2 separate regions of the Homo sapiens genome follow, and region 2 is linked to region 1. A link is an interaction called in ENCODE POLR2A ChIA-PET data of the cell type or tissue named here. Cell type or tissue: endothelial cell of umbilical vein. All regions are shown on one strand. Each heading gives the region's core, and the rest is flanking DNA. Links, peaks and the distances in the headings are about the cores only.

What was found. Peaks named below come from ENCODE experiments on the same cell type or tissue, not always from the same donor. Only the 100,000 strongest peaks of a DNase experiment are listed, where the experiment ranks them.
Region 2: POLR2A ChIA-PET joins it to region 1 with 5 read pairs; 4 of 35 experiments call an interaction of 5 or more read pairs at or near these places.

What each region holds. Positions count from the first base shown.
Region 1 is chr17:42,309,424-42,321,391 of GRCh38, reverse strand. It overlaps STAT5A (signal transducer and activator of transcription 5A), which reads right to left. Exons shown (of 19, transcript NM_001288718.2): 18 at 11,908-11,968; 19 at 9,449-10,885. The coding sequence ends at 10,723. It overlaps STAT3 (signal transducer and activator of transcription 3), which reads left to right. Exons shown (of 24, transcript NM_139276.3): 22 at 4,168-4,210; 23 at 4,491-4,603; 24 at 5,592-8,068. The coding sequence ends at 5,647. Among named protein-coding and RNA genes, the nearest start is that of STAT5A, 27 kb to the right of the region's middle. RefSeq lists silencers at 8,610-8,769, 8,890-8,989, 9,060-9,199 and an enhancer at 10,452-10,501. In endothelial cell of umbilical vein, for the core only: a CTCF peak has its summit at 9,021 (motif pointing left); a DNase peak (open chromatin) is centred at 9,001; H3K27ac peaks cover 1,945 bases.
Region 2 is chr17:42,581,524-42,595,728 of GRCh38, reverse strand. RETREG3 (reticulophagy regulator family member 3) reads left to right here. Exons shown (of 9, transcript NM_178126.4): 2 at 3,567-3,673; 3 at 7,865-7,895; 4 at 8,838-8,964; 5 at 9,592-9,676; 6 at 10,467-10,604; 7 at 12,149-12,231; 8 at 12,923-13,055; 9 at 13,459-14,205. The coding sequence ends at 13,916. Among named protein-coding and RNA genes, the nearest start is that of PSMC3IP, 11 kb to the right of the region's middle. In endothelial cell of umbilical vein, for the core only: no CTCF peak of the experiment used is centred there; no DNase peak of the experiment used is centred there.

The DNA.
Region 1 (11,968 bases), core at 2,448-10,447:
GCACTTTGGGAGGCCCAGGCGGGAGGATCACTTGAGCCTGGGAGTTTGAGAACAGCCTAGACAACATAGTGAGACCCTATCTATACAAAAATAATTTTTTTTAAATTAGCCACGTGTGGTGGTTTGTGCCTGTAGTCCTAGCTACTCGGGAGGCTGAGGTGGGAGGATTGCTTAAGCCCAGGAGGTTGAGGCTGCAGTGAGCCATGATCGCACCACTGCACTCCAGCCTGGGTGACAGAGCAAGACCTTGACTCACCAAAAAAAAAAAAAAAAAAAAGAGAGAGAAATTAAAAATACTGTAATCTCAGCTGGGCATGGGGGTTCACACCTGCAGTCCTAGCACTTTGGGAGGCTGAAGCAGGAGGATCACTTGAGGCCAGGAACTCAAGACCAGCCTGGCAACATAGCAAGACCCCACTACACACACACACACACACACACACAAAGAAGAGAAAGAAAAAAACGAAACAAAACTGTAATCTCTGCAGCTGTCCTCAGTGTGGAGGGGGTAGCCCTGTCTGTTCCCCTTCAGCACTTGCTGTTTTGACTCTCTGGGTTCTTTGTGCAGGTCTTGATGGGGAGTCTCTGGTTTGCCATTCTTTGTTTGATTTAACTTTCTGTAATCATAAAGCCAATGATGGGCTTTTTTTTTTTTTTTTTTTTTAGACTAAGTCTTGCTCTATCACCCAAGCTGGAGTGCAGTGGCACCATCTCGGCTCACTGCAACCTCCACCTCCCGGTTCAAGCAATTCTCCTGCCTCAGCCTCCCGAGTAGCTGGGATTATGGGCTTGTGCCACCATGCCCAGCTGATTTTTGTATTTTTTGTAGAGAAAGGGTTTCGCCATGTTGGCCAGGCTGGCCTCGAACTCCTGACCTCAGGTGATCTGCCCACTTCAGCCTCCCAAAGTGCTGGGATTACAGGCGTGAGCCACTGTGCCTGGCCTAATGATGGGCTCTTTAATGTGATCCTTTAGGGTTGGCGCCTTGCCCTAGTTGCTGTTGAAAAAACTATTTTTGTCCAAATAGCACACACACAGAAACCTACCAACTTCCCTCCCACTTTTTCCTAGGAATTCCTTCTGAGGGATTTCTTGAGATGGGGCAGAATGGGGCTTGGAAGAGGGAGTTGGAGCTAATTGACCGTTGCCTTTCTCCTTTGTTGGGGTCCTGAGTCTTGTTCCTGCTGTAAGAGTTACTCACTTCCTGTCTGCCACCTATCTCCCTTTGCATGTGTGCTTCAGTTGGGAGATCTGTTTATCAGCCCCTGCCACACGGCTCTTTGTTCCTTCTGCAGAGGACGTTGGGGTCCCACGGCTGGTCCTTTTGACTCATTTTGCTTTCAAGGTCCCACCTCCCAGTCTGAGGCTGCATCCTCCATTACCATCGCCCTTCCTGTGGGCTGGGAGGCCAGGTCCTTTCCTGCCCAGCGATGTCAGCGTTTCCTCAGGGGCCAGGCACTCATCAGGAGAAAGGAACTAATTACTTGAGTAATTTGCCTTGCCTTGCTGAGAGGAGTGTGCCCTGAGGGACTCCATGTGAGTGTGGTGACGGGTGTGGGGGTGTCCCTGTGTTATTTTAAAATGGGTGCCTTCAGGACGATGAGCATGTGACCATTTCCTCTCTATTTCCATCACAAGAGTATTATGGTATGAGGGTCTCAGGTTAGATTATCCTCCCAAGACTCTTCTCTCTTCCTTCTCTACTGGAAGCCCACATAGCATTTCCTTATGGCTTGAGGGAGAGGTTCGGAGCCACTTACAAATTAGATAAAGTACATTTACAATCTTGTACAAAGCCACACAATGAAGTCATTTTTCTCAGCTTTTTTTTTTTTTTTTTTTTTTTTTTTGAGCCTGAGTCTCGCTCTATCGTCCAGACTGGAGTGCAGTGGCGCGATCTTGCTTCACTGAAACCTCTGCCTCCCAGGTTCAAGAGATTCTCATACCTCAGCCTCCTGAGTAGCTGGGATTACAGACATGCACCACTATGCCTGGCTAATTTTTGGATTTTTAGTAGAGACCGGGTTTCACCCTGTTGGCCAGGCTGGTCTCGAACCCCTGACCTCAAGTGATCTTCCCGCCTGGGCCTCCCAAAGTGCTGGGATTATAGGTGTGAGCCACAGTGCCCAGCCTTGTTTTTGTTTTTGTTTTGTTTTGACAGTCTGTCACTCTGTCACCCAGGCTGGAGTGCAGTGGTGCGATCTCACCTCACTTCAGCCTCTGCCTCCCAGGTTCAAGTGATTCTCCTGTCTCAGCCTCCTGAGTAGCTGGGATTACAGGCGTGCCACCACGCCCAGCTATTTTTGTAATTTCATTAAAGACAGGGTTTCCCCATGTTGGTGAGGCTGGTCTTGAACTCCTGGCCTCAAGTGATCCACCTGCTTCAGCCTCCCAAAGTGCAGGGATTACAGGCATGAGCCACTGTGCCTGGCCTCAGCTATCTTGAATGCTGGAGAATTAAATCCTTTTCTGTCTAGGGTGTCAGCTCCCTAAGGGCTGGGCCAAAACAGTTGGATTTATAAGACACTAGAGTCTTGCCTCAGTAGCTCCTTTGAATTCTGCACTGAATTGATCAGTTTCTTGGCCCAAAGTAAACTCAGATGGCAGCCCAAGAGCCACTCTGCAGTGCCTTCTTTCACATGGTCATCATGCTCTCTGATCCCTCAGGTTCTGTCTAAGCCTCATGTTTTATGACCGTGCTGTTCTCAGCCCACCTCACCCTGCCCCATGCCTTCTCAATGGTTTGTTCACCTGAATTCCCCAGATTTCATGCCAGTATCCCCAAGGTTCCTTGACCTCTTGGTGTAAGCATTCAGCATCTAAAATTCATTTTATTCCCGTCAACGCATTTCTAACTGTAGAACAAGAATTATAAATGACAAAGCTCATAGAAAATTGGCACCTTGTCTTCCCCCTCCCTCTTATTTTATACATAAAAGAGAATATGGGCTGGGCATTGTGGCCAAGGCTGGGCATGATAGCTCATACTTGTAATCCAGCACTTTGGGAGGGTGAGGCAGATGGATCACCTGAGGTCAGGAGTTCAAGACCAGCCTGGCCAACATGGTGAAACCTCATCTCTACTAAAATTACAAAAAAAAAATTAGCTAGGCATGGTGGCAGATGCCTGTAATCCAGCTACTCAGGAGGCTGATGAAGGAGAATCACTTGAACCCTGGAGGCAGAGGTTGTAGAGAGCCAAGATGGCGCTACTGCACTCCAACCTGGGCGAAAGAGAGCAAGACTCCGTCTCAAAAAAAAAAAAGACAAAAATTAGCCAGGCATGGTGGTGCCACCTGTAGTCCCAGCTGCTTGGGAGCCTAAGGCAGGAGAATCGTTTTGACCTGGGAGTAGGAGGTTGCGGTAACCGAGATTGTGCCACTGCACTTGAGCCTGGGCAACAGAGTGAGACTCTGTCTCAAAACAATAAGAACAACAGCAACAAAAGAGAGAGACCATGCCTTGCTCCAGGTCTCTTAGCTATTGAAGATGTACCTGGACCCAGGTCTCCGGTCTTCTAGTTGAAGCAATTGTACTGCCTTACAAAGTCACATTCTCTTTGGTGCTTTTTGATTGACGTATTTATCCAACTAGAAAGTTACTCATGCCCTCATCCAAAAATGTGGTAGAGGCCAGATTAGTGCTGGTAGGAATAAGAGATATAACCTTTGGCTTTGGAACCACAAGCATTAGCAGTCTCCATGTTCTTTAAAGACTTGGTGATATTGGTATTTAGGCTGGACACCATGCAAAGACTACACAGGCTCGGTTCCTGCATGCAGAGAAGTTATCTAAGAGATATGACCAGGCCGGAATAGAATGCTCAGACCACGTGGAGGCTGTTAAACTTTTACATAATCTAGGGAAAGAAGGGACACAAGGTGGCATTAGTCTAGGGTCAGGTGGGAAAAGGTTATGCTGAAAAGTCTCTGCAGCTCAGGACAGCTTTGTGCAAAGAACTGAAGTTCACAGCTGCTAGTGCCTGGGAGATCAAATAGTATAAATGAGGGCAGACAACCCTGAGGGGCAGATGGAGCTTTCCAGACAATCTTGGCATGAGGATGAGTGAGTTTCAAATCAGTCCTGCCGAGGCAGATGGCTTCCTCCAGCTCTGCTTACTGAATGCGAAGTCACAGTCAGTAAGAAAACTGGTTTTCTTCTTCCCAGGCGCTGCCCCATACCTGAAGACCAAGTTTATCTGTGTGACACCGTAAGTGGCTTCCTTTCCCCGTTTTGCCTTCATTTCTAATATCCTCAGTTATCCCTGGGAATGGGACACTGGGTGAGAGTTAATCTGCCAAAGGTTGGAAGCCCCTGGGCTATGTTTAGTACTCAAAGTGACCTTGTGTGTTTAAAAAGCTTGAGCTTTTATTTTTCTGTTGGAGACCAGAGTTTGATGGCTTGTGTGTGTGTGTTTTGTTCTTTTTTTTTTTTCCATTGTGTCTTGTCAACCCCCCGTTTCCCCTCCTGCTGCCCCCCATTTCCTACAGAACGACCTGCAGCAATACCATTGACCTGCCGATGTCCCCCCGCACTTTAGATTCATTGATGCAGTTTGGAAATAATGGTGAAGGTGCTGAACCCTCAGCAGGAGGGCAGTTTGGTGAGTATTTGGTTGACAGACTTTGTCCCTATAAGGGAAGTTGGTCCCCTTTGTGTGATGCTCTCACATGTACACACCGAGAGCTGGTCACTCGGAATGGTAGGAGATTCTAGAGCTTTGCTTTCCAAAAGAGATGGTATGAATGCCACATGTGTGAGTATAAATCTTCTAGCAGCCACACTGGAAATAGACGAACTTAATTTTTACAATATATTTTATTTAACCCACTAAATCCAACATACTCTCAATTTAACATTTCAGAAAAAGTTGAGGCTGGGTGAGTGGCTCATGCCTGTAATCCCAGCACTTTGGGAGGCCGAGGTGGGTGGATCACTTGAGGTCAGGAGTTCGAGACCAGTCTGACCAAAATCTCTAAAATATAAAAATTAGCTGGGCATGGTGGCGCATACCTGTAATCCCAGCTACTCAAGAAGCTGAGGTGGGAGGATCGCTTGAGCCTGGGAGGTGGAGGTTGCAGTGAGCAGAGATCGTGCCACTGCACTCCAGCCTGGGCGACAGAGTGAGACTCCATCTCAAATAAACAAAACTAAACTAAAAAGAAAAAGTTGAGACCTTTTTTTATTCTTTTTTTTCATACTAAGCCTTTAAAATCCAGTGGGCTTTTGACAGCCACAGCACAGCTCAGTTTGGACAAACCAAATCTCAAATGCTTGGTGGCCACGTGTGTCTCGGGGCTCCTGAATTAAACAGTAGATCAAGGGCAGAAGATCTCAGGACAGCCTTAGAGCTTCTGTAAACATGGAGCTCTGGGAATCAGTTAAGGTGGGAATGAGAAAGGACCCTTCCCGAGGCAGGGTCCTCCAGGGAGGAGGGTAAATCTGGCTTTTCTGACCATCCCTGGGCCTTAAGGGGCAGGAGATTGGATAGCAGTGGTAGCCTGGGCCCTGTCCTCTGAAGGGCTGGGGGCGTGGCCTGCCAGTTGCAGAGGGTGGACAACTGAACTAGTTTTCCCTGTCTGTCCCTCCAGAGTCCCTCACCTTTGACATGGAGTTGACCTCGGAGTGCGCTACCTCCCCCATGTGAGGAGCTGAGAACGGAAGCTGCAGAAAGATACGACTGAGGCGCCTACCTGCATTCTGCCACCCCTCACACAGCCAAACCCCAGATCATCTGAAACTACTAACTTTGTGGTTCCAGATTTTTTTTAATCTCCTACTTCTGCTATCTTTGAGCAATCTGGGCACTTTTAAAAATAGAGAAATGAGTGAATGTGGGTGATCTGCTTTTATCTAAATGCAAATAAGGATGTGTTCTCTGAGACCCATGATCAGGGGATGTGGCGGGGGGTGGCTAGAGGGAGAAAAAGGAAATGTCTTGTGTTGTTTTGTTCCCCTGCCCTCCTTTCTCAGCAGCTTTTTGTTATTGTTGTTGTTGTTCTTAGACAAGTGCCTCCTGGTGCCTGCGGCATCCTTCTGCCTGTTTCTGTAAGCAAATGCCACAGGCCACCTATAGCTACATACTCCTGGCATTGCACTTTTTAACCTTGCTGACATCCAAATAGAAGATAGGACTATCTAAGCCCTAGGTTTCTTTTTAAATTAAGAAATAATAACAATTAAAGGGCAAAAAACACTGTATCAGCATAGCCTTTCTGTATTTAAGAAACTTAAGCAGCCGGGCATGGTGGCTCACGCCTGTAATCCCAGCACTTTGGGAGGCCGAGGCGGATCATAAGGTCAGGAGATCAAGACCATCCTGGCTAACACGGTGAAACCCCGTCTCTACTAAAAGTACAAAAAATTAGCTGGGTGTGGTGGTGGGCGCCTGTAGTCCCAGCTACTCGGGAGGCTGAGGCAGGAGAATCGCTTGAACCTGAGAGGCGGAGGTTGCAGTGAGCCAAAATTGCACCACTGCACACTGCACTCCATCCTGGGCGACAGTCTGAGACTCTGTCTCAAAAAAAAAAAAAAAAAAAAGAAACTTCAGTTAACAGCCTCCTTGGTGCTTTAAGCATTCAGCTTCCTTCAGGCTGGTAATTTATATAATCCCTGAAACGGGCTTCAGGTCAAACCCTTAAGACATCTGAAGCTGCAACCTGGCCTTTGGTGTTGAAATAGGAAGGTTTAAGGAGAATCTAAGCATTTTAGACTTTTTTTTATAAATAGACTTATTTTCCTTTGTAATGTATTGGCCTTTTAGTGAGTAAGGCTGGGCAGAGGGTGCTTACAACCTTGACTCCCTTTCTCCCTGGACTTGATCTGCTGTTTCAGAGGCTAGGTTGTTTCTGTGGGTGCCTTATCAGGGCTGGGATACTTCTGATTCTGGCTTCCTTCCTGCCCCACCCTCCCGACCCCAGTCCCCCTGATCCTGCTAGAGGCATGTCTCCTTGCGTGTCTAAAGGTCCCTCATCCTGTTTGTTTTAGGAATCCTGGTCTCAGGACCTCATGGAAGAAGAGGGGGAGAGAGTTACAGGTTGGACATGATGCACACTATGGGGCCCCAGCGACGTGTCTGGTTGAGCTCAGGGAATATGGTTCTTAGCCAGTTTCTTGGTGATATCCAGTGGCACTTGTAATGGCGTCTTCATTCAGTTCATGCAGGGCAAAGGCTTACTGATAAACTTGAGTCTGCCCTCGTATGAGGGTGTATACCTGGCCTCCCTCTGAGGCTGGTGACTCCTCCCTGCTGGGGCCCCACAGGTGAGGCAGAACAGCTAGAGGGCCTCCCCGCCTGCCCGCCTTGGCTGGCTAGCTCGCCTCTCCTGTGCGTATGGGAACACCTAGCACGTGCTGGATGGGCTGCCTCTGACTCAGAGGCATGGCCGGATTTGGCAACTCAAAACCACCTTGCCTCAGCTGATCAGAGTTTCTGTGGAATTCTGTTTGTTAAATCAAATTAGCTGGTCTCTGAATTAAGGGGGAGACGACCTTCTCTAAGATGAACAGGGTTCGCCCCAGTCCTCCTGCCTGGAGACAGTTGATGTGTCATGCAGAGCTCTTACTTCTCCAGCAACACTCTTCAGTACATAATAAGCTTAACTGATAAACAGAATATTTAGAAAGGTGAGACTTGGGCTTACCATTGGGTTTAAATCATAGGGACCTAGGGCGAGGGTTCAGGGCTTCTCTGGAGCAGATATTGTCAAGTTCATGGCCTTAGGTAGCATGTATCTGGTCTTAACTCTGATTGTAGCAAAAGTTCTGAGAGGAGCTGAGCCCTGTTGTGGCCCATTAAAGAACAGGGTCCTCAGGCCCTGCCCGCTTCCTGTCCACTGCCCCCTCCCCATCCCCAGCCCAGCCGAGGGAATCCCGTGGGTTGCTTACCTACCTATAAGGTGGTTTATAAGCTGCTGTCCTGGCCACTGCATTCAAATTCCAATGTGTACTTCATAGTGTAAAAATTTATATTATTGTGAGGTTTTTTGTCTTTTTTTTTTTTTTTTTTTTTTGGTATATTGCTGTATCTACTTTAACTTCCAGAAATAAACGTTATATAGGAACCGTCTGATAGCATGGCAGCTCTGTTTGGCTGGTGGAGGCTTCCTTTTCCCCTGCATAAGTTCTGAGGGGGCCTCACACACAGGTGGGGCCTGGGATAAGGGCCGGAAAGGGTCTTGAGAGGAGGTGGTTGCCTTAATCCCCCCCGCCAACCCCCTTATGTTAGCCACCAGCCCGGAGGTAAGGGGTGCCTGGAGGAGCAGGAGGTCAATAGTCCAACGGCAGAAAGGTGTCAGAGTGGAGGCCTCCCTCCCCGGCCCCCTCCTACCCCCCAGAGCGGCCTCGTCCTGTCTGGGGTCAGATAAGCCACCTAAGCGGGGTGGGGGGTAGATACTCCCACCGCACCAAGGCCTCCCCTTCCACAGTTGGCTCCTTTATCACTTTCCCTTCAGTTCACCCAGCGGGGACAACACGCAGACACCCGGTGGTGGCTGCAGGGCCCCCGGCAGCCAGCGGTGATAATGCAGGGAAAGGCGCCCCAACCTCAGCTACGCGGGCGCCCACAGGGCTTCTCCCCACCCCTACACGTGCCCCAGCGCCCTGGAGACCGCGCCTGGGAGCTACGAGCGAGCACCTTCCCTCGCAGAGATGGATCAGATTAGCCCCCTGGGGCGGTGGCACCTGCCCGTCCCCTCCCCTCCTCTCTTCTCCCACCCCCGCCTTCCCCCTGCTCTGGGCCCCCTGCACCTCCCTCTTGGGGCCCACGCGCCGCCCCTCTCCCTCGCTTGAGCTCTGAGCTCAGAAGGAACCTGCCCGCAAACCTGGCTCCCAGCCCCGCCCAGGGAGCGCGCGTCCCTGAGCCCAAGGGCCCCAGCGACAGCAGGGACTGGCTGCAGCCGGCAGTGCGGGGGTCCAGCCGGGGCGAGCCGGTCCCGCTTGCTGCACCTCCGCCTCGCACAGTCGCCGGCAGCCAGCTGAAAACAGCGCAGCCGCGTGGTGCCACCTGCTGGTCTCTGGGAAGGAGGAGGATGGGACGGTTGTTGCGGCTCTGGGACTGCCCCTGGCCCCGAGGGTTGAGAAGCATCTTGGCGCCGGGCCCTCAGCCGCCAGCTTCGAGGCTGCTGGGAGCAGCAGCTGCTAAGGAGAAGCCTGGGTCAGAGTTCTGCCCACCCGCGCCCATCTCCATCATTTCCCCAAACCTCGAGTCCCCTGCTTTTTAAGGAATCTGTGCCCCCTAAACTGGCTCCTTACCCTTCTGAGAAGCATTGACAGTATTCCAGGGGTGGCCAGCACCCTGAAAACCACAGCAAAGCGGGCAGAGTTAAAATTTAAGACTAAAAATGACAGCATCAGGCATGCACGCGGGAAGGAACAGAACAACCAGCTCCAGGGGTTCCCATCACCCAGGGAGGCCACCAACGCCCCAACCAGGAGCCATAGCAGCAAATTTATGAAAAAAATATTTTATTCCAAAACACTGTTTACACAAATGTGTGGTCTTTGTACAAAGTACAAAAAAACCCCTCTTCTCATCCCCACCTCCCTTCAGAGAAGTTTAAACCTTGGGCTCTCAATCTTCCATGGTCAGCTGCCCCTGACTGCGAGTCCTACAGCCTCAGAGGGAGGAGCGTGTGGGGTTGGGAGCAAGGCCTCACCAGAACACAGCCAGTTACGCAACAGCGCAAGGCCTGCTCCAGGCCCCACCTCCAGCGGAGTCAAACCAGATCAGCTTTTACCCCTCACTCCAGATTCCACAGGCACGCAGCACATGGCTGATTTGCAGCTTGTCTTTCACTGCAGTTTTTTGTTTTTGTTTTTTCCAGGAGGCAAGAGGACCAACCCTCCAAGTCCCGGGGCCCCTGTCCACCCACCATATCCTAGACCCAATCTTTTCTACCTCTTTGTCGACAAGGTTACAAACAGAGAGGCAAGCAAAGAAGGCTGGGGCCCAACGGAGGGGAGAGAATATATATCCCGGGAAACGTGGGCAACAGCATCATAGACTTGAATGAAGCCCAAGGCCAAGCAGCCAAGCAAGGACTAATTCAGAGCAGCTCAGAAACCCTCACTCAAACCGGCGGCCCCCCTGTGCTAAGGACATGGCCGGGCCCAGACGCGCTCTCATAGGGTTCACAGAGAGTCTGGAGTCCACGTTCACTAAAGTATAAAATACTACTCGAAAATGAACCCCAGCCTCCCTTCTGAGAGATGAATCGGTTACATCAACACATGAGGACAGATGCATTTACATAGACCCACACACTCTCTCTTTCTCTCTCTCTGTCTCTCTGTCTCTCTCTCTTAGGAGGGCAAAGCTTCTCACTCCGGAGTGAAACTTCAGCTTACAGACGTTACCTGTCTCCCCTCCCCTTCTGAATCATCTCATTCAAATAGCTGCTGAGCAGATGAGGGGCCCAGGAGGAATAGGTCTGGCTGCATTGAGTGCCTGCAGTGACAGAGGCTCGGTCTCTACCATGACAGAGACAGACTCGGCGCACTCTTGGATGCCATGATCTGAAAAGAGGCCACCGCTGCTGCAGCCACATCCCAGGACTGCACAGGGGAGGCAGGCGTAGCTCATGCACAAGGACACACACACACACACACACACAAGCACATGCATGCCTGCAAAGGTGTCAGTGTACACAGCCTTACTAAACTCACAACACGACCGCTTCACATTGCATATTGTTTCCAAAGAGAAGCGTGGGATTCAAACATTCATGAGAGGGAGCCTCTGGCAGAGGTGAAAAGACCGGCAGGGGGCGAGAGGCGGGAGTCAAGACTGTCCATTGGTCGGCGTAAGAGTTCCTCCACGTGCCTGGCCACATCCATGGTCTCATCCAGGTCGAATTCTCCATCCTGATCGAGTACATGGTCAGGGCTGGTAAAGACAGGGGGATGTCAGAGGGAGCTGGCATGTCTCACAGCCTCAAGCTCCCTGGGGACAGCCTCCAGCCTGCTCTCCACTCAAACCCGTCTCATGAGAACAGGACCAGTTCTGGCTGGATGCCCCCACCCCACCCCAAGCTGGGTAGCAGTCAGCCCACTGGCTTCTGCAGACCCCCACTCTATTCGCATCTCTTGCTAACTCACTGAATAATCTTAGGGAATTCATTTCCCCTCTCCGTGTCCTCATCTTAAAACCAGGTGGCTGACACAGTGGGCTCTGCCCACCTGCAATGATGCTCAGCTGCAATGGTAGGCACCGCCCCGTTCACTGAGCACTTAGAACAGCTGAATCTTTTCACTGAGCACCTAGAACAGCTGAGCCTATTGAGCACATGACTCCAATTTTTACAGCCAACTGGAGAGTGGGTATTGACCCCGTTTTATAGACGAGAAAACCAAGGCCATATCAGGAAGCTTGCTCTGGGCCACCTGGCTGGGAGGTGGTGGAGTCCGGATTGGAACCTGGGATCTTCAGTGGTCCCACTGGAAGGTGGTACCTCCCAGACATCCAGCCCTGGCTATCCACAGTGAGGAAGGGAATTAATTATCTACCTTGTTCCCACCAGACTCAAGAACAACCACCCCATTCATAGCTACCCTGTATCAAGCCCTTCCAAGCCCCTCCCTGTGGAAATGCTTCACCCACACTGTCTCAGTTTAATGCTCATCCCATTCTCATGAGGCAAGCATTCTTGCCTCCGTTTTACACATAAGGAAACTTGAGCATCAGAGAGGCTCAATCATTTTCCCAAGATCACACAGTTAGTACTAGAGTGAGGACTTGACCCTGCTATGTCTAGCTTCAAAATGCTCTGTTTTCCTGGCTGATCTCACTCCTCCTGGACTTGGGCCTAACCAGAGCTCTGGATCCTTTGCCCGCCAGCCCTCCAGGAGTCCAGCCTGGGGCCAAGTCCCCAGTTCTTCCCCTGCGGACCCCATGAGAACACCACCTACTTCTGTGGGTACATGTTATAGGGAGCCTGGGGGCACACAGCTGGGGAGGGGGCCTGGTCCA
Region 2 (14,205 bases), core at 3,793-11,792, 270 kb before region 1:
CCATTGCACTCCAGCCTGGGCGACCAAGAGAGAGACTCCGTCTCAAAAAAAAAAAAAAAAAAGAAAGAAAGAAATAGGGTTGTCATTGGTGACTGGATTTCTGAGTTCTTGTTCCCGTCCATCCCTCATTCTTTGTATGATTTTAAAATGTTATTTTTAAAAATTATGGCCAGGTGTCATGCCTCACACCTGTAATCCCAGCTACTTGGGAGGCTGAGGCAGGAGAATTGCTTGAACCTGGGAGGCAGAGGTTGCAGTGAACTGAGATCGTGCCACTGCACTCCAGCCTGGGTCACAAGAGCAAGACTCTGAAGAAAAAAAAAAGGGCCAGAGTGCGGTGGCTCATGTCTGTAATCCCAGCACTTTGGGAGGCCAAGGTAGGATCACGAGGTCAGGGAGTTCAAGACCAGCCTAGCCAATATGGTGTCTCAAAAAATTCCGTCTCAAAAAAAAAGTACAAAAGGCCAGGCGCAGTGGCTCATGCCTGTAATCCCAGCACTTTGGGAGGCTGAGGCAGGCAGATCACGAGGTCAAGAGATCGAGACCATCCTGGCCAACATGGTGAAACCCCGTCTCTACTAAAAATACAAAAAAAATTAGCTGGACGTGGTGGTGCATGCATGTAGTCCCAGCTACTCGGGAGGCTGAGGCAGGAGAATCGCTTCAACCAGAAGGTGGAGGTTGCAGTGAGCCAAGATCGCGCCATTGCACTCCAGCCTGGGCAACAAGAGTGAAACTCCGTCTCAAAAAAAAAAAAAAAAAAAAGTAAAAAAAAAAATCTACAAACAAAACGTAAAGTTCCTTAGGCCAGTCCCCCATTTATGTATGTATATTCAAATGTACAGCCGGATAAACGTATGTATGTATGTATTTATTTTGAGACGGAGTTCCACTCTGTCGCCCAGCCTGGAGTGCAGTAGCGCAATCTCAGCTCACTGCAAGCTCCGCCTCGCAGGTTCACGCCATTCTCCTGCCTCAGCCTCCCGAGTAGCTGGGACTACAGGCACCTGCCACCATGCCCGGCTAATTTTTTTATTTTTTGTATTTTTAGTAGAGATAGGGTTTCAACGAGTTAGCCAGGATGGTCTCGATCTCCTGACCTCGTGATCTGCCCGCCTCAGCCTCTCAAAGTGCTGGGATTACAGGCGTGAGCCACCGCGCCCAGCCTTTATTTTGAAATGGAGTCTTGCTTTGTCTCCCAGTCTGGAGTACAGTGGCGCGATCTCAGCTCACTGCAACCTCCACCTCCCAGGTTCAGGCGATTCTCCTGCCTCACCCTCCCGAGTAGCTGGGACTACAGGCACGCCACTGCACCTGGCTAATTTTTGTACTTTTAGTAGAGACAGGGTTTCGCCATGTTGTCCAGGCTGGTTTTGAACTCCTAACCTCAGGTGATCTGCCCACCTTGGCCTCCCAAAGTGTTGGAATTACAGGCGTCAGCCACCATGCCTAGTCTTTTCGGAATACTGTGAAATGCTATTTATATTCTGTTCTAATCTATACATGATTTTCATATTGGCTCCAATATTTGTTTTTTTGAGACCAGAATCTCACTCCGTTACCCAGGCTGGAGGTGCAGTGGTGCGATCTCCGCTCACTGCAACCTCTACCTCCGAGGCTAGCAATTCTTGTGACGCAGTCCCCCAGGTAACTGGGACCGCAAGCGCGCCACCATGCTCAGCTCATTTTTTGTATTTGTTTTTAGAGATGGTGTTTCCCCATGTTGCCGAGGCTTGTCTCGAGCTCCTGAGCTCAAGCAGTCTGCCTGCCTCAGCCTCCCAAAGTGCTGGGATTACAGGCATGAGCCACCACACCTGGCCAGGGCTCTATAGTTCATGTTCACATCACATGTTACTTAGGGGGAAAAAAGGGAAAAAATGACCCAGAGTGTAGCATTTATGCTATCTGTACTAATCTGTGTTTCTGAATTTCCTCATTTAATATTAAACCAAAATAGATCTGAAAAAAATAACTACCTTAACACTTAGCATCTAAAAGAAAAAAATTCCTTAGTATCATTAGATGTGTTCTCAATGTCAGATTTCTCAGATTGTTCAATTTTTTTTTTTTTTTTTTTTTTTGAGACGGAGTCTTGCTCTGTCGCCCAGGCTGGAGTGCAGTGGCGCGATCTTGGCTCACTGCAAGCTCCGCCTCCCAGGTTCACGCCATTCTCGTCTCAGCCTCCCGAGCAGCTGGGACTACAGGCGCCCGCCACCATGCCCAGCTAATTTTTTTGTATTTTTAGTAGAGACAGGGTTTCACCATATTAACCAGGATGGTCTCGATCTCCTGACCTCAAGATCTGCCCGCCTCTGCCTCCCAAAGTGCTGGGATTACAGGCTTGAACCACCACGCCTGGCCTCAAAATTTTTTTATGGTTGATTCCTTCAAATAAGAACTAGCTTTTCCTTTACCTTATTGATGTGATGCCTTACACTTACTGATTTTTTTGTATGTTAAACCGCCCTTGCAGTCTTGGGATAAATCTCATTTGTTCATGGTGTATAATACTTTTAATATGCTGCTGAATTTAACTTGCTAGTATTTTATTGAAGATTTTTACATCTATATTCATAAGGAATATTGGTCTACAGTTTTATTGTGTCTTTGGCTTTGGTATCAGGATAATGCTGGCCTCACAAAATAAATCAAGAAGTGTTTCCTTTTTTTGGTTTTTTGGAAGAGTTTGAGAAGCATTTGTGTTAATTCTGGAGAACTTGCTTTTATTTATTTATTTATTTTGAGACAGAGTCTCACTCTGTTGCCCAGGCTGGAGTGCAGTGGCATGATCTTGGCTCACTGTAACCTCCGCCTCTTGGGTTCTAGCAATTCTCGTGCTTCAGCCTCCCAGGTAGTTGGGATTACAGGCATGCCTCAGCCTCCCAGGTAGCTGGGATTACAGGTGCACACCACCACACCCGGCTAATTTTTGTATTTTTGGTAGATACGGAGTTTCACCATGTTGGCCAGGCTGGCCTCAAACTCCCGACCTCAGGTGATCCACCTGTCTCAGCCTCCCAAAGTGCTGGGATTACAGGCTTGAGCCACTGTGCCTGGCCAGAACTTGCTTTTCAATATAGCTTTTATGCCAACTTTCTGTGTGACCTTAATCAAATATTTTTCAGGCCTCAGTTCCTAGATCTGTAAAAAGATATGTAATTGAATTAAATGCTCTTGAGTGCATCTCTGTCAGTTTGTTGCCCTACACTAGGGTCTAATTTGGTAGAAAGATGTTTGCTTTCATTATAACAACTTGTTATCAAGGATGAATTTCTCCGTGAAATTAATAGAGATATAGACTGGAAAGCAGAAGGAGCTTTAAGAGGTTATTTGATTTAGTCCTCTGCCTTTACAGCAGCAAATTATTTTCTCTGCCCCATAGGTAGAGTAGTTAAGGTCCAGAAGGTTTAAATGATTTACCCTAGGTGTATAACTAGTTAAGTGTCAGAACAAAAAAAGCTAGACCTCAAGTCTGTTTACCACAGAGCCCATCGTACACACGTGGCCTTTTCTGAAATTAGGATAACTAGGTAAATGATCTTTCTTCTGTTTTTCTTCCTCTGTAGGTTTTTTGCCCTGACATCTCTTCGTCTTGTGTTTTTACTTGCATTTGGCTTGATGATCATTGTGTGTATTGATCAATGGAAGAACAAAATCTGGCCTGAAATAAAAGGTGAGTTTGGTAGCATTTAGAACAATCTGAACTGAAGATGGCCTTTCCTATAATTTGTACCTTTAGTATTAGGGGTTTATGAGGAGGTGTATGGAGCTGGGGACTGTCTTTTGAAGTCTGAATCATTTGCTTTAGGAGGCACTTGAAGGGCTTGTGCCCCAATTATGGTTCCTTAGAGCTGGGTTCTGCCCTTCCCATTGTTACTAAGCACAGGAAATCTGTACTCACCACCTGAGTTATTTTTGCCAACATAATGGCCTGAGGAATAAGTAGTCCTCAAATGAAAAATAATAAATTATCGTTATTGGACACTGCATCTTTATTGAGGCAGTACCTCTCAGGAATTCCTTTTACATTGCTCATTTGCAAAACACTAGGCTAGGCAATTGTGACTTATAGAAAGTACCATGATGGCCGGGCGCAGTGGCTAACGCCTATTAGTAACCCCTGCACTTTGGGAGTCCGAGGCGGGTGGATCACCTGAGGTCAGGAGTTCGAGCCCAGCCTGGCCAACATGATGAAACCCCGTCTAATAAAAATACAAAAAATTAGCTGGGCATGGTGATGCATACCTGTAATCTCAGCCACTAAGGAGGCTGAGGCAGGAGAATCACTTGAACCTGGGAGGCGGAGGTTGCAGTGAGCCGAGATCGTGCCACTGCACTCCAGCCTCGGTGACAAGAGCAAAACTCAGTCTCAAAAAAAAAAAAAAAGAAAGTACCATGACATGTGGTGTCTTTTTAAAAAGCTAATACATACATAAACAAATGAAAAATTAAGTGACAATTATAGACCAGCACCACAGATGTCACAGTGCAGTATGTGATTAGTATACTTAGCATGTATTTTTTCCCTAGCCTGAGAGTGGAACAAAGCAAAAGATTTGAACAGATTGAGAAAAAAGTCTGTTTCTAGAGAGTCCAGTGGCTTGATTAGTCTGAGGAACCAGAAGTTGCAAAGCATTTCCTGACATCAGAGAATTGATCATATGGCCAGGATGAAGGTTCATTAAAGGGAGTGCTAGGAAATAAAACTGAAAGTATGTTGGGATTAGGTTTTTTGTTGGTTTCTTTTCTTTTCTTTTCTTTTGAGACGGAGTCTCACTCTGTTGGCCAGGCTGGACTGCAGTGGCATGATCTTGGCTCACTGCAACCTCCGCCTCCCAGGTTCAAGTGATCCTCCTGCTTCAGCCCTGCTAGTAGCTGGGATTACAGGCACGCACCACCATGCCTGGCTAATTTTTGTATTTTTGTTAGAGACGGGGTTTTACCATGTTGGCCAGGCTGGTCTCGAACTTCTGACCTCAGGTGATCCACCCGCCTAGGCCTCCCAAAGTGCTGGGATTACAGGCGTGAGGCACCGCACCTGGCGCATTCTTTTTTTTCAGACAGAGTCTTGGTCTGTCACCCAGGCTGGAGTGCAGTGGCGCAATCATGGCTCACTGTGGCCTCAACCTTCCGGGCTCCAGCAATTCTCCCACCTTAGCCACCTGAGCAGCTGGGACTATAGGCACTTGCCACCATGTCCAGCTAATTTTTGTATTTTTTCTATAGATGGGGTTTCTCCATGTTGGTCAGGCTGGTCTTGAACTCCCAACCTCAGATGATCTGCCCGCCTCAGCCTTCCAAAGTACTGGGATTACAGACGTGAGTCACCGCGCCCAGCCCTATTCTTATTTTTTAACAAACTAGGTCTCACTGTGTTGTCCAGGTTTTGGAGTACAGTGGCATGATCATAGCTCACTGCAACCTCAAATCCCTGGGCTTAAGTGATCCTCCCACCTCAGTCTCCCAATTAGCTGGGACTACAGGTGCATACCACCACACCCAGCTAAGTAAAAAAAATTTTTTTTGAGACAGAATCTCACTTTGTTGCTCAGGCTGGAGTGCAGTGGCGCGATCTTGGCTCGCTGCAACCTCCACCTCCCAGGTTCAGATGATTCTCCTGCCTCAGTCTCCTGAGTAGCTGGGACGACAGGCGTGCACCACTACGCCCAGCTAATTTTTTTGGTATTTTTAGTAGAAATGGGGTTTCGCCATGTTGGCCAGGCTGGTCTTGAACTCCTGACCTCAAGTGATCCGCGTGCCTTGGCCTTCCAAAGTGCTGGGATTACCTGCGTGGGCCACCACGCCCAGCCGATAATAAAGATTAATTTAGTAGCATTTTTAGGACCACATGGAAGGAGGAAAAGTGGAACAGGATGACCTGTTAGGAGACTGTGGCAGTGTCTTTGTGAGAAGTAGTCAGAGAGGCCTCAGTGAATACAAATGATGGATGGCCTGGAGAGCTGTGAATAAGGAAGATCAAGACATAAATAGTTGGGGCCAGGTGCAGTGGATCATGCCTGTGATCTCAGCACTTTGGGAGGCCAAGGCAGGAGAATTGCTTGAGCCAAGGAATTTGAGACCGGCCTGGACAACGTGGCGAAACCTTGTCTCTACAAAAAATAAAAAAATTACCCAGGCATGGTGGTGTGCACCTGTGGTCCCCAGCTACTTGGGAGGCTGAAGTGGGAAGATCCCTTGAGCCCTGGAGGTTGAGGCTGCAGTGAGCCGTGATCGCACCACTGTACTCCAGCCAAGACAACAGGGCGACACCTGTCTCAGAAAATAATAATTGTTATATATGTATAATAAAAGACATAAGTGGATGGGGGTTAAAGCTAAGAGAGTGGCAGAATGGCATTACACTTAGCAGGCAAAGGCAGACAGGAAAGTTGGTTTGAAGGGGTGAGAGAGGAAAACTGATGTAGATTTTAGGCAGGTTAATTTTGAAGTGTTGGCAAGATATTCAAACCAGAGTATACAGGTTTTAAATACATGCCCATCATATTTTATAGAGACTTCAAGGAATCGTGTAGTTCATCTGCCTATCTAATGGCTGGTGAATCTCAAAAGACTTATACATCATTCAGGTAGATAATGGGTCTCCCCATTTTTTTTTTTTTTTGGTTAGAGACAGGGTCTCACTGTGTTTCCCAGGATGGACTTGAACTCCTGGGCTCAAGTGATCCTCCTGCCTCAGCCCCCCAAGGAGGCAGAACTATAAGTGAGCATCACTACACCTAGCTCTGGGTCTCTTTTTAAAGAGAACAGGCAGGCTGGGTGTGGTGGCTCACACCTGTAATTCCAGCACTTTAGGGAGGCTATGGTGGGTGGATCACCTGAAGTCAGGAGTTCAAGACCAGCCTGGCCAACATAGCAAAAACCTGTCTCTACTAAAAACACAAAAATAGCCAGGCGTGGTGGCAGGTGCCTATAATCCCAGCTACTTGGGAGGCTGAGGCAGGAGAATTGCTTGAACACCAGAGGTGGAGGTTGTAGTGAGCCAAGATCGTGCCACTGCATTCCAGCCTGGGTGACAGAGTGAGATTCTGTCTCAAAAAAATAAAGAGAACAGGCAGATTTCGGCTGGGTACGGTAGCTCACGCCTGTGATGCCAGCACTTTGGGAGGTGGAGGAGTTCGAGAGCAGCCTGGCCAACATGGTGAAACCCCATCTCTACTAAAAACACAAAAATTAGCCAGGTATGGTGGCGTGTGCCTGTAATCCCAGTTACTCGGGAGGCTGAGTGAGCTGAGATCACGCCACTGCACTCCAGCCTGGGCTACAGAGCAAGACCCTGTCTCCAAAAAAAAAAAAAATTAGCCGGGCATTGTGGTGGGTGCCTGTAGTCCCAGCTACTCAGGAGGCTGAGGCAGAAGAATGGGAGGCGGAGCTTGCAGTGAGCCAAGATCGTGCCACTGCACTCCAGGCTGGGCAACAGAGCGAGAAGACTCTGTCTCAAAAAAAATAAACACAACAGGTGGATTTCTAGGGTTGGAGTTGTTACAACGTACCTTGTGTAGCCTGGCACAGATTGATGTGTATGGGTATCCCAGACACACTCAAGGGGTGAGATGGACCATTTTTCTTGTACACCTTGGCTTTCAGCTGAGGTCATTAGAAGGGGGCTCAAATAGTCCATTTGGACCTCCCTTCCTTCCCCTCGAAAAATGAGTAGGCATAAGTGATTATTCCCTTGTCTGCAGCTCCCTAACTGGCAGTATAACACAGTGTCTCCTTTTTTATCGGCTATTACTGTTTTCTTTTCCCCAACCTATTAAAACTTGAGCTGTCAGACCAACAGCCTAACATTTTCATGTTTAGTTTTCCCTACCAACTAATGCTGGTGTTTGTTTTAATATTGTAGTGCCAAGACCCGACGCATTAGACAATGAGAGGTATGGAACACTAATTAAATCCCTTTTTGTTGCTCTGATTCATTCTCTTGTAATATTCTGGTTACATGTTGTTAACCCCATGTTCTGGACACACAGTGTAAACTGAGAACCTAGGCTGTTCCAAATGATCATTTTAACACATCCTAAAGTTCAGGCAGCAATATGTTGAGATGGCCTGTGTCCTCTGATCTTTACAAGAGAAGTTTCTGAAAAAGAAGCATTACAGTGCCCCATAACCTGACATGCCAGGGAATCAGCTGCATTATTCAGTCCCAGTGAGAAAACTTAAAGGCAGCTAACTTCATTTGTCTCCTGGCTTTTATACCAGGTCATTTAGTGTTTTCTGTGACCTCTGGCTATTTAAAGTTCCCGGTCAGAAAACACATTGGTTCCTGGCATCAGCAAGTCAAAGCCAAAGATTCCTCTTGTGTCTTACAGCTCCTGCTTTCATTTCTCAGTTCATCCACTCCATTTGTTTGATCCAAAGAATTTTCTCTGCTGTGGTTTATTTTGGTTTTGCTTTATTTATTTTCTTTCTAAGGGGCACATCCACCATTTCCTCCCCCTTAGCAGCAGTGGTGTCAGTCAGACTATGCTCACTTTTATCCCTGGATTGCAATCACAGGGAATTGGAATGGTCTGAGTGCAAGGAAGAAAACGTTTCTAAGCACAAAGGGCCTTGGAGCTGGGGACAGGTTTACACACGTGGATTGGGCTGCTTGCTCATAGGGTGGAGTTGTCAGAACAAGTTTGTCCTCCTTGTACCTAAATTCAGATTTCAACCTGGTGAGCCAAGAAGAAAGTCATGCTTCACCTCCAAAGCACCTGGGCCTAGTCACTCCCCAAACCCCATTTAAAACCGGAAGCACTGGCTGCCTGCACAGCAAGATGGGGGGACCCTCAACACCCTCCTTTCACAGCTCCCCCTTCTCTCTCCCATAGCTGGGGCTTTGTGCACCCTCGGTTGCTCAGCGTGCCCGAGCTCTGCCACCATGTAGCTGAAGTCTGGGTTAGTGGGACCATTTTCATAAGGAATGTTTTGCTTTTCAAAAAGCAAAACCCAGGCAAGGTAAGACTCTTCCCTTTTTCACTTTCATCTCTGGCCTCTCAGTTCAGTTCATGCTAAACTGAAACAGCTCCTTTACTATGTGTCTTCATTCAAGAAAGTAAAGACTATGATGTTCATAGAGACAAAAGGAAGCTATAGGAAAGGCCTTCTGACCAGCCATTAGGACTAACACAGGAGCTTGGTGACTGCTCATTTGGTGTGGTTGCCACTTAGATGAGGCCGTTTTCTTGCTTCAAGATAGGAAAGAAAGCTTTCTTGTGTACATTCTGTGTCATATTAAATATGTGATAGGTTGTTGTGTTTTTTTGGGTTTTGTGTGTGTTTCTGTTGACTTAAAAAACCACCACCAACATTGCTTTCAGAGAGAATTTTTGGCTAAGTCCTATTCAAACCAATTTCTTGGCAGGAAAGGTGCAGCCCTATGGGGTTAGCCATGTAAAAGGAGTTTGAATAGAAGGGGACATGCTCCTTTTCTTCCCAAACAGAATCACCTTTGGATGCAACAGTGGCTGCACGTCCATGCTTGACTTACAGAGTCTTTCTGTCATATCTCTACCCTAACCCTTCACACCCACCCCAGTCCCCTGCCATGTGACAGAAACTTAATACTCTTTCTTGATTCCCCAGTTCTGCTTGCTGAGCTGTGGGATACTGACCTTTTTGGCTGTCTTGGGCCGCTACGTCCCTGGGCTTCTGCTGTCCTACTTGATGCGTAAGTATGACATATACCTCCCCTACAAAGTATACCCTGCTCATAGCTTTCCAACTATGGCTAACTCTAGGTGTGGGGAGAGGACTGTTATATTTCAATTCTCTAGGATATGACCTTTGCATATTTTCATGACCTGTTTAGTGTCATGAAAATATCCTTCTTTAGCAGGCTCTCCACATACAAAGTTCATTTCTTACCAAGTCAGAAATTGATGAGGGTCCACTAACATATATTGTTGGTATTACCAACTATAAAGGACTGCCTGTCCCTGTTTAAGGAGAGAATTTTTAGAGCCAGGGTATTGTCAGCAGAACATAACTCTTAGGGGTTTCTCTGCTAGGTTCTATTTATGCCAGAGTACTTTTTTCCCACTTGGAGCATAGTTTTGTAAATTTAGTTACTTCCTGTTGGCATGTACTCAGCTTGCTTGGGGCTGGAAGAACTAAGTACTTATGCCTGTGGCTTTTGTATATCAAAACCTCGCATGATTTGTTGTGTAATTTCCATTTATGGCTCAGTGACACCCATTGCCAGGTTCTGCCCTTGGCCTGTCAGCAGCATACTGTGCTGTGCACAACCCTGCAGTAGGCTTTGTGGGTGGCTGTAGAAGTCCCTGCCCTCAAAGACTCCTTCATGTGTAGGGGAGACTGGTGAAGATGACTGGCAGACTTGGGCAGATCTGTTCCACACTTTGTGTCCAAGCCCTAAGGACCAATAGCAGCGCTACAGTTGGGAATGTTTTTTGCAGCCCCTTCTCCATTTTGTCACTGTTTCCCATGCCTCCTCACAGTTGTCACTGTCATGATGTGGCCCCTTGCTGTGTACCACCGACTGTGGGATCGAGCATATGTGCGGCTGAAGCCAGCTCTGCAGCGGCTAGACTTCAGTGTCCGTGGCTACATGATGTCCAAGCAGAGAGAGAGACAATGTAAGTGTCATGGTGTCATTCTTTCCACTTACGCAATTTGGGGCGAAAAGGAGAAGCCCATAGGTCTGACATACTGGGTGGGTCCTCAAAAGTGGAAGTCGGGGGTAGTTGGTGGGGGTGAGGATTGATAGGTAAAAATGATATTCTGTTCTAGGGAAACCTGTGCAGGCTTGCCAGTTTTTATCATTTGTAATCCTAGGCTCCCGTTTTAAACCTATCTGATAAAAGCTCTTTCAAGTTGAATAAAAGCTAGACAGTGAAGATAAATTCCTAGTATTTGTGGTTTGTTTTTTTTTTTTTTTTTTTTTTGAGACAGGGTCTCATTCTGTTTCCCAGGCTGGAGTGCAGTGGCATGATCATGGCTCACTGCACCCTTGACCTCCCAGGCTCAAGTGATCCTTCTACTCAGCCCCGCCAAACCCTTCAGTAGCTGGGACTACAGGCATGTGTCACCACATCTATCTGATTTTTAAATTTTTTTGTAGAGATGGGGTCTCATGTTGCCCAGGCTGATCCTGAACTCCTGGGCTCAAGCGATCCTCCTGCCTTGGCGTTCCAAAGTGTTGGGATTACAGGTGTGAGCCACCGTGCTGAGCCCAGAGCAGATCCTTTCAACTCCTAAGCCTGGTCTCTTCACTAGTAAAAGCTGCCTCCCAAAGGTGATTAAAAACTGCTGCCTCAGAGGTTGTAAGTGTACTAGCCTGAGATCCATGCAACACAATGATGGTAGTACAAACTTTTCCCTCCCTTGTGTGGTCTTGTCAGGTTTTGTGTTTTATGGAGGCCTGGCCTTCAAAGAGCCCTGCACTTGGTCACCAAGGCCCAAGTCCCCTTGGGGCAGCCAGTTGAATAATACCAGTCCTCAAAAGTCTGATTTAACAAGGTGTGCATCTCCTTTTGCCCTCTCTTTGATCATGTCCACTTAACACCTTGACATTAGGTCTGCCTTTAGCCATCCAGAGAGTTGTTGACAAAGCCTGGTATTTGATCATCTGACCAGAATAGAAATGTGTGCCAGGCCGGGCGCAGTGGCTCACACTTGTAATCCCAGCACTTTTGGAGGCTGAGGTGGGCGGATCACCTTAGGTCAGGAGTTCGAGACCAGCTTGACCAATATGATGAAACCCCGTCTCTACTAAAAATACAAATATTAGCCAGGTGTGATGGTGAGCACCTGTAATCTCAGCTACTCAGGAGGCTGAGACAGGAGTATTGCTTGAATCCAAGAGGCAGAGGTTGCAGTGAGCCGAGATCGCGCCATTGCACTCCAGCCTGGGCAACAAGAACAAAACTCCATCTCAAAAGAAAAAAGAAATATGTAGGGTCTGGTGGAGAGGATGTTGGAAGCTGAGATATTTTCTCCAGTGTTTTCAACTCACCTTGCATTTAGGCTCAGCAGCTCAGCCTTCTGTTATTATTATGTAGGCTTAGAGCCAGATTCAGAGAGGCTCTTTGTTTTGTGTTCTGATTTTATGTCTTTAAAGTCCAAAGGGGATTTTACGCTGGGAGAAGGTATCAAGCAAGACTTTGTGCTCTTCCCACAGTACGCCGCAGAGCTCTCCACCCAGAACGAGCCATGGACAACCACAGTGACAGCGAAGAGGAGCTTGCTGCCTTCTGTCCTCAGGTATCTTGAGTGTGGGAGCTGCTTCACTGTCCAGTTTTCTTTAGCTACCTTTTAACCATCCGACAGCTCACATTTAGGCCATAACCAGGTTTGAGGCCTTAGACTCCCCTTGTTCCCAAGACAAGGAGAGAAGTGAGACTTTGTTCCTAGATCTCAATTTTTTTCTTTATCATATCATTCCTGTAATCAACCTAGGTCTCAATTAGAGCCTGATGCCCAGCACCGCTCTTCCGTATCTCTTTTTACCCTACCATTATGGAAGAACTTCTGGAGCTAGTATGATCATCTTTTAAACAGCCCAGTTCACCCTTGGGTCTGTGCAGTATGTGTATCCTCCTACCACTTTGAAAAATTATCTCTGGATCAATTATTTGCCTTAAAGTAAGTGGGTAATTGACTCCCCCAAGACTGCTTTTCTTCCTGTGCTTAAGAGGTTATGAATGAGTGTTTTCTTTGGGAGAGCAGCCTAAAAGGGGTCAAGATTTTTTTTGTTGTTGTTACTTTCACATGTATTGATTAAAAAAAAAATAAAGGGGAGAGGGAGTTTTCAACGGGAAGTTACCATCTATCCCTGGTTACATTGATTTGATGGCCTTCGGATAACTAATGCTAGCTGATTAGTAAAGCTGTACCTGGTGACTACACCTGGTTCCTGATGGCATTATCTCACATTTGTTGGTCTTTTCCTAAGCTGGACGATTCTACTGTTGCCAGGGAATTGGCCATCACAGACTCTGAGCACTCAGACGCTGAAGTCTCCTGTACAGACAATGGCACATTCAATCTTTCAAGGGGCCAAACACCTCTAACGGAAGGCTCTGAAGGTGAGGGGAGCCTTTGACCTCAGTTGATAATGGCTCTGACTGTTGCCTCTTAGCTTCCCTGAACAGAGGGGATACTGGTGCTTGCCCCTCTCCTGTTTTCTGAGCTATGGATCAGGCGGCAGAGCAGCCTGAGTGCTGTGGCTACAGCCAGGATGGCACTGCTGCCCTTCTTGAAGACTTTAGTCCCTTAGTAGCCTCAGGCACTAGCCTCACAGGGGACATAGAAGAGAGGGGGAATTGTGTAGAGATCACAGCCACCTATAAGTGGAGGGGAAAGGTATACCAGTCCCATGGGTTTATTTCGCCCTGAGAAAGCCAGGGTGGGAAAAATCTGGTCATGTGGGGCTGGGGCACAGGAGGGCCAGGTAGGTGCCATGACTCAGACACTTCTGTATTCCACCAGACCTAGATGGTCACAGTGATCCAGAGGAATCCTTTGCCAGAGACCTTCCAGACTTCCCTTCCATTAATATGGATCCTGCTGGCCTGGATGATGAGGACGACACTAGCATTGGCATGCCCAGCTTGATGTACCGTTCTCCGCCAGGGGCTGAGGAGCCCCAGGCCCCACCTGCCAGCCGGGACGAGGCTGCGCTGCCGGAGCTCCTGCTTGGTGCTCTTCCTGTAGGATCCAACCTCACCAGCAACCTTGCCAGCCTGGTCTCCCAGGGTATGATTCAGCTGGCCTTGTCAGGGGCCTCCCAACCAGGCCCTTCTGGAGCACCTGCCCAGAGAGCAACGAGAGGCTTCCTCCGGTCCCCCAGTTCAGACCTGGACACTGATGCTGAGGGGGATGACTTTGAACTTCTGGACCAGTCGGAGCTGAGTCAGCTGGACCCTGCCAGTTCTAGGAGCCACTGAGGCAGAGACTCCTTTTGGGAGTCACTGTGGTTTAGGTTTTTTTCTCCCCATCCCACTTAAGGTGATGGGGCAAGGGAAGAACTCAGCTCCCCTCCCCTGAATTATATTTGTATGCTGGGTGGCCTGGCTGATGCTCAGAGGCCTCCTTAGAGAGGACACTCACTCCCCTCCCACCAGCTGGATGCCCATTTCTGAGCTCAGTCACTGAAGTGAGAGTGTGCTCCCCCAAGGGAGGCTTCTCTCCATCAGGATGGTACTTTGGGGGAACAAAATAGTCAGGGATATTGGT